Linked DNA regions of Homo sapiens: regions 2 and 3 are each linked to region 1. A link is a contact called in ENCODE Hi-C or POLR2A ChIA-PET data. All regions are on one chromosome and are shown on one strand. The core of a region is the stretch at or near the end of the contact, and the rest is flanking DNA. Distances in the headings are between cores, read along the strand shown.

Region 1 (3,193 bases), core at 358-2,857:
CCATGGTGGGGAGGGTAGGGGGAGAGTGGGGGTTGAGGGCAGAAGGGGCGAGCTGCTTTCAGCATCAAGTTCTTTCTACAAAAGGACCTGAGCTGAAATGAAACAGTTTGCCAGAGGCTTCTAGAGATAAAGGTGGACTCCCGCAGAAAATGTTCCAGATCCTGGGAAGACAACAGCGCAAATTAGATAAGAGTGTATCCTTGTTTAATAGTTGGCATTAGATGCTGCAAAATATAACCTTGAGGTAAATAGCAAAGACATGGCTTTCCTTCTTTCTCTTAATACTGACTGCTTAAAAAATTTTGCCCAGTCATTGTTTCCTGTCCGATTACCATAAAGTCTTTCTGTGATGCTTTCCTCATTGAAAGGCCATGAGTTCAGGCAAGACTTTTAAGTGTCTAGGGGTTGAAGATAGGATCCTAACCCACAGAGCTCAAGGCACTTTGTCTCTTTCCACCTATAGCCTGTCTACCTGTCTCTCTCAGGAACCTAGGAGGGATTCTCAGAGGGCCACCCTGGGGAGATAGCCACACTCAGTTTACTAGGTTTACTGTGTTCTCTGCAGCTTTGGGCTCAGAGGGTCAACTACTCGCTCTACCTGCAAATCAAACACAGAAGAGTTCCTGTCCTCAGCAGGACTCACCTTAGCTCTCCTCCAAGGACAAGTGTATCCATAACTGGTATGGATACACTTGCATTTAACAAGGATATTTGTATTATTTGGCTACATGCCTATGACTTCAAGTTTTATGTTAGGTGTCCTTGTCACTTAAACTCTGGGGCTTTGTCCAGATATAACTGTGTTCTTCCAATGAAACAAATTTAGATCTCTTTGCACTTTTGGGTTTTCCCCCAGCTCACTGTGTGATTTTAGCTTAATCACTTAATTCTCCCACTCTTCCATTTCCCATCTATCATGTGCAATGTTATGACCAATAATTAGTGAATGGCAATAACTTGAACTTACAAAAGGCCTTCCTTCCAGGAAACTCACAATACTTCATGAGGGCTAGTTGGTATCCTTCACAAAACCCCAGTGAGAAACGTTTTGCTTTTTATACTGTTTTTCTACTTGGTTCTATTTTTATAGATGCACCAAGAAGATTAAATAAGTTTCTTGGGGTCGTATGTTATCTTGGTGTCACATATTTTCTTGGTAGCATGTTATCAAAAGCCTTTGATGGTGCTCTTCTGGCAATGCTGTTCAAATCAAGTTGCACAGCTAAAGTACTTAGTGTTGGTAACTGGCAACAATCAAAAACTATAATAATCACCCGTAAAGCTGGAGACCTGGCCCCTCATTATGTTAGCACATATTAGGAAATATGTTTTGCTACTTTTTTCTTCCAGTAATGGTTATTATTTCCCAGTCAAATCCAAGTTCTGTTGCTGTTACTGAAATGGAGCAGAGTGCCCATGAGCCAATGCCTGGCAGTGCACTCCAAGCAGCCTCCACTGTCACAACACAAAAAACCAAACCATCTACAGAGCCAGAATGGCACACAGAGGAAGACAGAAACATGAGAAGTAGCCTTGCCAAAGTCCAAAGGTCTGAGCAAGAACACCAGGAGCCAAGTCTCTAGAGCACAAACAACCAGGCAGAAGGGCTCCCAGGAACAGGATGTTCTGCGGCATTTCCAAAAACCCCTGGCCTCTGGGCACGGCATCCAGAGCTCACCAAGCACCCTCTTCCCAGGGGTTCGCTTCCAGAAAGAGAAATATAATATACTTTGGAATGAGCAGCAAGCTATCCACCAAATCACATTTCTACTTATTGAAAAGTGAATCTCTTTAGACTAAATCTCAGAGCAAAGTTGTTTGGGGGGAGAAGTGATGTGATCAACTTTTCCCACTCCAGACTCAGAGTTCAATACTTTCTATTATCTAAATATACCTGTTTAGGCCTTGTGAGTTACCTATATTGTAACCACTACCTACAGAAATTTACAAGTTCTAATAATACCATAAACAAGGATTACAAAGGAAGAAGGAAGGAAAGAATAGGATAATAAATGAAGCAAAGTATGAAGAAAGCAGAAGTAAAACAGCATAAGGCAGCATATAGCATTAAGTCATAAGTCAAAAAACGATGCAGAGTTTTTGAAACTCTCAAGAATATTTGAAACTGAAATTTGAAGTGCATAAATGCATTTGAAATATGAAAGCAGAATAAAAATAGGTTTGTTGTTTTGTTTGTTGAACGTTTCAACCTAACAGAAGATGATGACAGAACTTCTTAATGATTATGGTCTAACAATTGTTGTGTCATAACTTTCAGGAATAAAAACATGGACACTGTTAGTAAAGTCAAGTCTATTTACTCCTTTCATTTCTCATTCCAAAGCTTTCATCCTAGCTGTGCCTCCAGCAAGGAATGCTGGATAGAGTAGGCTAAGACAGAAAAAAAAAATTAAAAGTTTTCCTTAGCTATAGAAACATAAGGAAAAATTTCAAGTACTAATGTTTTATATGTGTTCAAAATGTTAGAGGTATTCTGTTAGGTTCATGTCTTTGCTAATGCCCAGAGGACTTTGTAAAGACAGACAGTAAACTAATGAAGAGAGAAGTAAAACCATTGATTTGATGTCAGAAATCAAGTCCAAAGATGTCCAGATTTGTAATGAAGAAAAAGGTTCAGGTTGCTGGATTCCCAGCACAGCAGTCCAGCTTTGAACTTGGAGGAGGTAGATGCCAAAGAGGACATTAACATTGAACTCCACAGAAGTGAGCATCATAACCATGGTGCACAGATGTGGCTACCTGCATTACAGAAGATCCAGCTGGTGTCCCCAGATCCCTCCAAACATGTGTGGAATCACAGGAATTCAGACGTCTTGTTTCCTAGCTACTGTGTCCTGAGCTTTGCGGCATCTTACTTCCAGTGTTACTACGGACATAAATGGTGTCCTAATATTTTTTCCCTTTCTTCAGTGTACTATGAAGTTCAATGTCAATTGACATAGTACCATAATAAAGTACATAAAATATAATTTTACCTATAATTCTTTAGTATTATATGAGCATACAGAGACCATAGTTGGTTCTTACCATTAAATGAAAGACTTCCTTTTTTTTCTCTCTTGATTGAAAATAGAAAAGGGGAAACCAGGCTAAAAGGGGTTTGGGTCAGAGCTTAATGGCATATTAGGGTGTCTATGGGTGTGTGTGTGTGGTTGTGTGATTCATTTCCACT
Region 2 (3,193 bases), core at 270-2,769, 720 kb after region 1:
TGACCCGTCTCTGACCACCAAGCACCTAGAAGGCACTTTCGCAGGAGCAAGGCAGGGGTCTGGGGCGCGGAGGGGGTGGGCGCAAGCCGCCCTCGTCCAGCGGTTCCCGCCGAGCATGGTGATAATGAGGGTGGGGCCAGCGTTGGCGGTAGAGCGCCTGGTGGCCCCGGGGCCCCTCCTCGTCCTCCGCGCCTCCCTGCGGCGCGCAGCACAGAGAGCCCAGCCGCTTCCGCAGCTGTCGCCGGAGCCGGCAGTCGCCCGCCTGGAAGAAGAGGTAGACGAAGGGATTGAGAGCGCTGTTGGCCATCGCCACCACGCGCAGCGCCGCCGACAGGCCCTCTCCCTCCCAGTCTCCCGCGGGCCCGGACGACCACGCGGCCGCCAGCCGGGCGGCAAAGTAGGGCAGCTCGCAGCCCACGAACAGCAGCGCCAGCAGCAGGCTCATCTTCAGGCTCTGCACCTTGGCGCGGGGCAGCGCGCTGGGCGCAGGGGCTCGACCTGGGCTCGCCGACCAGGGCGCTGCAGCCGCGGGGGCCTGCGGCCGGTGCCGCCACCAGACGGAGAGTAGGTGGCCGCAAGCGACGCCCAGGACCGTAACAGGCGCGACGAAGCCCGCGACGGCCTCGTAGAACGCGTAGACCTGCAGGTGCCAGCGCGGCAGGGGCGCGAAGATCCCGTGGCAGCGACGCTCCCCCGGCCAGGCGCGGGCGGCCGGGGGCGCGCCTGGCTGCAGGGACGTTGGCGGCGGCGGCGGCGGCAGCGGCGAGGGGGAGTCCCCGCGCACCACGAAGGCCGGGGGCAGCGCCAGCAGCAGTGCCAGCAGCCAGCCCAGGGCGGCGAGGGCACGCGCGGGCAGCGGCCGGCCGTGCGGAAGACGCACCGCGCGCCGGCGCTCGAGGGCGATGAGCACCACGAGGTGGGCCGAGGCGCCCCGCCCGGATGCCTGCAGCAGCTGCAGGAAGCGGCACGCCAGGTCCCCCGTGGCCGCGCGGGGCTCGCCCAGCAGTTCCCAGGCCAGCTGTGACAGCGCCGTGCCCCCGCACGCGTACAGGTCCGCCAGGGCCAGCTGCACCAGCAGGAAGTCCATCTTGCGACGCTTGGGGCCCGCCCAGGGCCCGCCGCCGCCGCACAGGCGGCACAGCACTGTGGTGTTGCCTGCCACCGCCACCACCAGGATGACCCCCAGGAACACCAGGCGGACGCGGCGGCTGGGCGGCCCAGAGGCAGGGGCTCCTTGCCCCAAGGTCAGGTTGAGACCCCAGCCCAGCAAGATGGGCACGGAAATGTTGGGCGCCGGCGGCAGAATTGAGGGGCTAAAGAGATCCTCCATCCTTGTCCCGGAGGAAGAGGAGGCACCGAAGAGGGCGGGCAGGACGCGGGAAACCAAAGTGGAGGCGAGGCGGCGCGGGGAGCGACGCTGGGTCTATACGAGTTCCCAAAGTTAGTTGAAAAGGCACACGCACAGAGAGGGAGATGGATTCGGGCGGCTTTGCGCTTAGTTGTTTTTGTCGATTGTCCTCGTGATTTGTCACTCAAATGTGGGTTGTACACTCGAGGAACACACATGATTCCTATTCTCCACCTTCCCCGCGTCTTCCCTCCCATTCCCGGCGGGTACTCTTCCAATCTCTGCAGCGGCCCCCGACGCTACCCTCGCGGAAGCCGCGGACCCCTGGGCGCTGAGAACCTCATCCATTCTCTATTTACGTGTAAAGCACAGCAGGACAGAATGTCGCTTTGCTTGGCCATTGTATACGGCCAGTGTTATGCCAGCACCCACACAAGAGAGGACCTCTTGACTGAGATTGTACCACACGCCCCCACCACCCCAATGTGATTGCCAGTAGGAAAAAAATAGAAAAGACATTAGTTTTTATTTTAAAGGTTTGAAATGCCATGGATCTGCACGAGCATGAGAAAAACAGGAACACAAGAAACCTAACAGCGTTTTGAGCAAAGAGGAGACCTATTAGCTGAATTTTGATCAAGATGTGTCTTCTCTGTCCAAGAATGAAAGTATTTTAATTAGAGGGTACTAAAGTCAATGATGTTGCTTTTAGGAGTGGCAGTGTTGCAGATCGTTCCAAATACTAGGAGCAGTGGGTCACAGCTGCTTTCTTGGTGATGTAAAATTCATTTCATTAGTCTGAAGAGGGCATTAATAGGTTTTATGCAAATGGTAGTGCATTTATTGCTTTTCTCCTAATATTTTCATCCAGTGAAGGATGCGTCATCACACTCCTCATTCTCTTGATTCTGTTTTCCAGCAGATGGGAAGTTGCTAGGAGGGGCTACGCCTCCAATAAGCCTAGAGAAAAGGTGACTAAGAAAGTGATAAGGCGGCCAATTTTTTTAAAAAAGAAATCCAAGTCACAGGAAATGGTTTAGATTAAATGTTGCTGCTTTCATTTTAGCCTTGTCTCCTCACAAACACATTTTAGTTTCCCTGTTGGAAGCATCCATTTGTCTTTTTATGCACCCTCCACGTTAATCATGGTGAAAGTAGAATTTCCTGTACTTCCTGGCCTGGGGGCCAGGGAGGTATGAGTGTTGTCTAGGGTTCACATTCCCAATCTGAGGAAACATTTGGAACTTTAAGATTCATGGCCTAGGAAGATTTGGTGGGTTCCATGATAGTCCTGCCAGCTGCTGTAGGAATCCCATTTCCCAAGCTGTTGTCCTTTGGCCAGAAACCTTGGTTATTTTCATCATCATCTCTGTGGTGCCTCGCTCTGGTCTGACAGGTTGTAGTTATCAGTGGGTATGTGTTGAGTTGATGAATTAGTGGATATACGATGCTTTTCAGATACCTTCGAGCATAAATGCCTGCCTTGACTATAAATCCATCACCTAAGAAAAAATTCCTTTTATACTATGCCAGTATTGTCCAGAGGAGCCCAAGGAAGCTCTGTGGAGACATAGGAATAAGTGTTCCTGGTGGGACATTTAAGAAAGCTAGAGTGATAGCCTTGGAAAATCTAAAATCCTGGTTTGATTTTCATACTCTCCCTTTAGAACTTTTTATCCAAGGCCTTTTTCTATGCACACACATCATCCCAGTTTATAATGCACTTCTTCCAGGGAGCCTTCTCTGAGCAATGTTCATCATTCAGTGATTTTCCTAGCCAGTATCATTTCAGTGTTTCTCAAGATAGTCTATCATTTGTCTCAAATTTGTTGAAATGCTCTTATA
Region 3 (3,193 bases), core at 303-2,802, 610 kb after region 1:
AAATAAGACTAAAGGAAAACATTCAAACATAATGTTATTGTATGCTGAAAATATTTATATGTGTCAGAAAGTAAGTTCCTTTCTCCCTTAATCAAACACTCAAGAATCGGACTATAATTTATCCACTTCACTACTATTTTGTTCAATTATTACAAATTTTAATTTTTTAAAAGTTTTCCAAACAACATTAGTAATGTTATTTCTGATTTATGAGTCACTAAGACAAATGGCTAACACATAAAGAGTATTTGCATTATTAAAATTAAGTTTTCAGAGATCAATTAATAGTGCTATAAATGAGTCATTTAAAATTAACTCCCAGTCCCTGTCTTTTCCTCCGCTTTCCAGAGGAACTATTTCTGAACTGTCCCAGTGAAAAGTATTTTTGCCTGTGTTGAGCTTTGAGAGGGATGTATTTTTAGAACACCAATATTACACTATCACCCATAGGGTAGACATAAAAAAACACTGCTTTTTGCTGATGAAACTTAGTGACCCCGTCCCTTGGAGTTGGCACATTCAACTGTCTGCTGCCTACCAAGGGTCAACCCACAGTCGTGAAGTGTACCAGTAAGTGCTCCACATTCCCACTGGGGCCTTCTATCTTCCTAAGAGTGTTCTCTGACAGGGCTGTTCCCTGCCCAGTGAAACAAAGGACCAAAGATTTTCTCAAAAATGTTTAAAAATTTGACCCATGTAACGCGGACACTCCACACTCACGGAAGTGGGCAGAAGGGGGAGGGGGAAAAAAAAGGAAAGAAAAGCTTCTTCAGCCTCAGCGCGGAGCAGCTGCTCTTCCTTACCCAGACGGGACAGTCGTGGACCACCAGCTTGACATTCCCAAACGCACTGGCCTGATACTCGGTGAACACCGGACGCGCGACCGTGCTGGCCGCGTTCAGCAACAAGCTGCTCTCGTCCCCGGAGACCAGAGGGCTTCTCCCCAGGTAAGTGCGGATAAGCCCCGACGGCCGGTTGTCCTGGTGGAATGTGTCCCCCTCGTTCCCCAGCGCCACGATGTGGATGGACCTGCACGGACAGAGGGGGCGAGGGGAGAAGGGAAGCACGGTCAGCGCGCGGGTCTCTCCTCGGAACAGGAAGTGCGGGGGACAGCGCGCGGCGAGGATGGGCACCAGCCCCTGTCCCTGGGGCGCACGGCACGCGCTGGAGAGAGACAATGGCAGGACGGCGGCGCGTACGTACATGATCTCAAATCCAAGGGCAGGGCGGCGACTCGGAGAAAAGCAGCGGCTCACGGCTTCGCGGGGCCCCCGGGCGGCGAGTTCACCCGCAATCCGCTCATCCCCGGCCGCGTCCCCCTCGCGCGCCTCCACCGCGGCGGGGCCGACGCAGAGCGGGGCCGGGGCCGCGCCAGCCAGCGAGCGAGCCGGGGACCAGGGCGGGCTAGCGGGCGGGGGATAAGCTGCCGCTACTCAGGGAGTGCCCGGGAACATCGCCGGGCGCGGGACCGCCGCACAGCCCCAAGTGGACGCAGCTGACCGCAGTCCCCTCTCCGCCGCGCCTCCTCGGCTGGCAGCTGTCGCCTCCTGCTGCCGCTGCCGCTGCTCCTCCTCCTCTAAGCAGAGAAGGGGGGTCGGGGAGATCGGGGCCTCCGCCCCCTCAGCGGACCGGGCGCAGCACGTGCCAGCCCCGGGGGTCGGGCGGATGCGGGGGACGCGCTCCCCGCGGAGGCCCCGGGAGCTCCGGTGGCGGCGGCTGGACACAAAGGAGCCGCCCGCGCGGGGCGCCGCGGAATATAAATTAATAAATACAACGCCCCAGCCCGAGAGCTCCCAGCCGCCAATCCGCCTGCAGCAAGTTTGTTCAACTCGCAAGGCCGTAACCAGAGCCAGGAAAGGGGGGTGGGGCGATGGGGCCCCCGCTCACTCCGGACTGGAAAAAGGAGGTTAGGGAAGCTAGGGATTCCAGCCCGAGTGCCGCCCCAGCAACCCGATTTCCCCCCCTCTTGGCCTTGACCGAAAGTGCTTTACCACGTCTGCCGCTTTCTCATTTGTCAACATGCGCTACAGCTGTTTTCTAAAATCATACTTGTGAGAAAAAATAAAGGCAACATTCATGCTGCTGCAGAAAGAGTTCTTTGTTCACACACCAATTAATTTGCTAATGTCGCCTTGGGGGGATTATTTACTATTTCAAGCTATATTTAGCGTATTTTACCGAAAACTTCAGGATTTTAAATGCTGGGATTTTTAGTGTGATCGTTTTTAAAGGAAGTTATGTATGGGGGTTTAACGTGTTGGTAAGTTAAATGCCAGTTTACTTGGAGATTTTTCTGTACACGTTATGGCCACATATTTAATAATAGCTCCGCAGACCAACTGAAAACATAATCACGTAAATGCAAAGATACTTTAGATTCTTTCATAATAATGCACTGAAGTAAAGGCTATGAATATCCCTAACGTGCTTCAAACTACCTCGATACAAACGAACACTGGGATCCACTTACTAACACCAAAATGGGCCAGGGATTACTCTGGGGTTAGACTCCTCCATACAGTATTAAAATTCTAACCAGTACCTTACTCTGTGTTGAAAAGAGTTCTTGCTTATCCTTTTATCTGTTTATTTTTCCCTTCTGTAAAATTGGACTGTTTCTTTTCTCAGCTGAGCTATTTTGAGGGTATGAAAGAGGGGGTATTGAGTAGGGCAGTAAAAAAACTAGGGCAACAGCTTTTTATTATGGGCCCTTATTGCTCGGTTGAAAGTAGTTTAATAGTTTCTCGTGCTCAGAGAGGATATAATGGGAGATATTCTTTATGTGGTCACTGTTTTTTTTTTTAATCTAATTTCCCTTTGCATTTTCTACGATTTCTCTTTGAGTCTCTAGAACCTAAACCATCCTTAAAAATTCCAGCATGCAAGATCACTTTTTCTCTTGGGTTAATAGAAAATATATTTTCTCATCAGTCTTTTCCGGAAACCCATAAGTCAAAAACAAAGACACTAGAATGGATGAATGGATAAAGAAAATGTGGTATACACATGTAATGGATGATTAGCGTTTAAAAAAGAAGAAAATTCCTTCATAAACTACAACATGGATGAACCTTGAGGACCTTGTGCTAAGTGGAATCAGCCAGTTGCAAATCACAAAAAGTGATTCCATTTATATGAAGTATCTAAAGTAGTCAAACTCTTAGAAACAGAAAGTAGAATCATGGTTACCAGG

Evidence for each region. A loop is a pair of places that touch in the nucleus more often than their neighbours do. ChIA-PET counts read pairs that join two places held with the same protein, here RNA polymerase II (POLR2A). Pooled maps may share reads with other maps.
Region 2: a map of adrenal gland shows a loop between it and region 1 (3-fold over the local background). The contact joins the promoter of GPR150 here to the enhancer-like site in region 1. A Hi-C loop is called at or near these places in 2 of 168 maps with a recorded cell type or tissue (adrenal gland and transverse colon) and 1 of 50 pooled maps. POLR2A ChIA-PET finds 5 or more read pairs at or near these places in 1 of 52 experiments (Panc1).
Region 3: a map of gastrocnemius medialis shows a loop between it and region 1 (3-fold over the local background). The contact joins the promoter of RHOBTB3 here to the enhancer-like site in region 1. A Hi-C loop is called at or near these places in 1 of 168 maps with a recorded cell type or tissue (gastrocnemius medialis), 1 of 37 single-sample maps with no recorded cell type and 6 of 50 pooled maps. POLR2A ChIA-PET finds 5 or more read pairs at or near these places in 1 of 52 experiments (GM12878).

What each region holds. Positions count from the first base shown.
Region 1 is chr5:96,337,190-96,340,382 of GRCh38, reverse strand. The region is part of intron 3 of LOC101929710 (a long non-coding RNA gene); the gene reads right to left. All of the region lies in intron 1 of LOC107986365 (a long non-coding RNA gene), which reads right to left. It also overlaps a transcript of CAST not described here. Among named protein-coding and RNA genes, the nearest start is that of PCSK1, 94 kb to the left of the region's middle. Within about 2 kb of position 1,607, at least 14 of the 41 ENCODE cell types and tissues checked have a DNase peak (open chromatin) inside an H3K27ac peak, as active enhancers do; they include adrenal gland, gastrocnemius medialis and transverse colon, where a contact is called at or near this core.
Region 2 is chr5:95,618,413-95,621,605 of GRCh38, reverse strand. It overlaps GPR150 (G protein-coupled receptor 150), which reads right to left and starts at 1,519. Exons shown (of 1, transcript NM_199243.3): 1 at 1-1,519. The coding sequence starts at 1,330. The coding sequence ends at 26. RefSeq lists enhancers at 1-151, 1,348-1,963 and silencers at 169-618, 327-621, 639-688, 779-1,178.
Region 3 is chr5:95,729,695-95,732,887 of GRCh38, reverse strand. RHOBTB3 (Rho related BTB domain containing 3) reads right to left here and starts at 1,552. Exons shown (of 12, transcript NM_014899.4): 1 at 1,204-1,552; 2 at 804-1,029. The coding sequence starts at 1,205. It also overlaps a transcript of SPATA9 not described here. RefSeq lists silencers at 1,190-1,569, 1,630-1,759 and an enhancer at 1,920-2,129.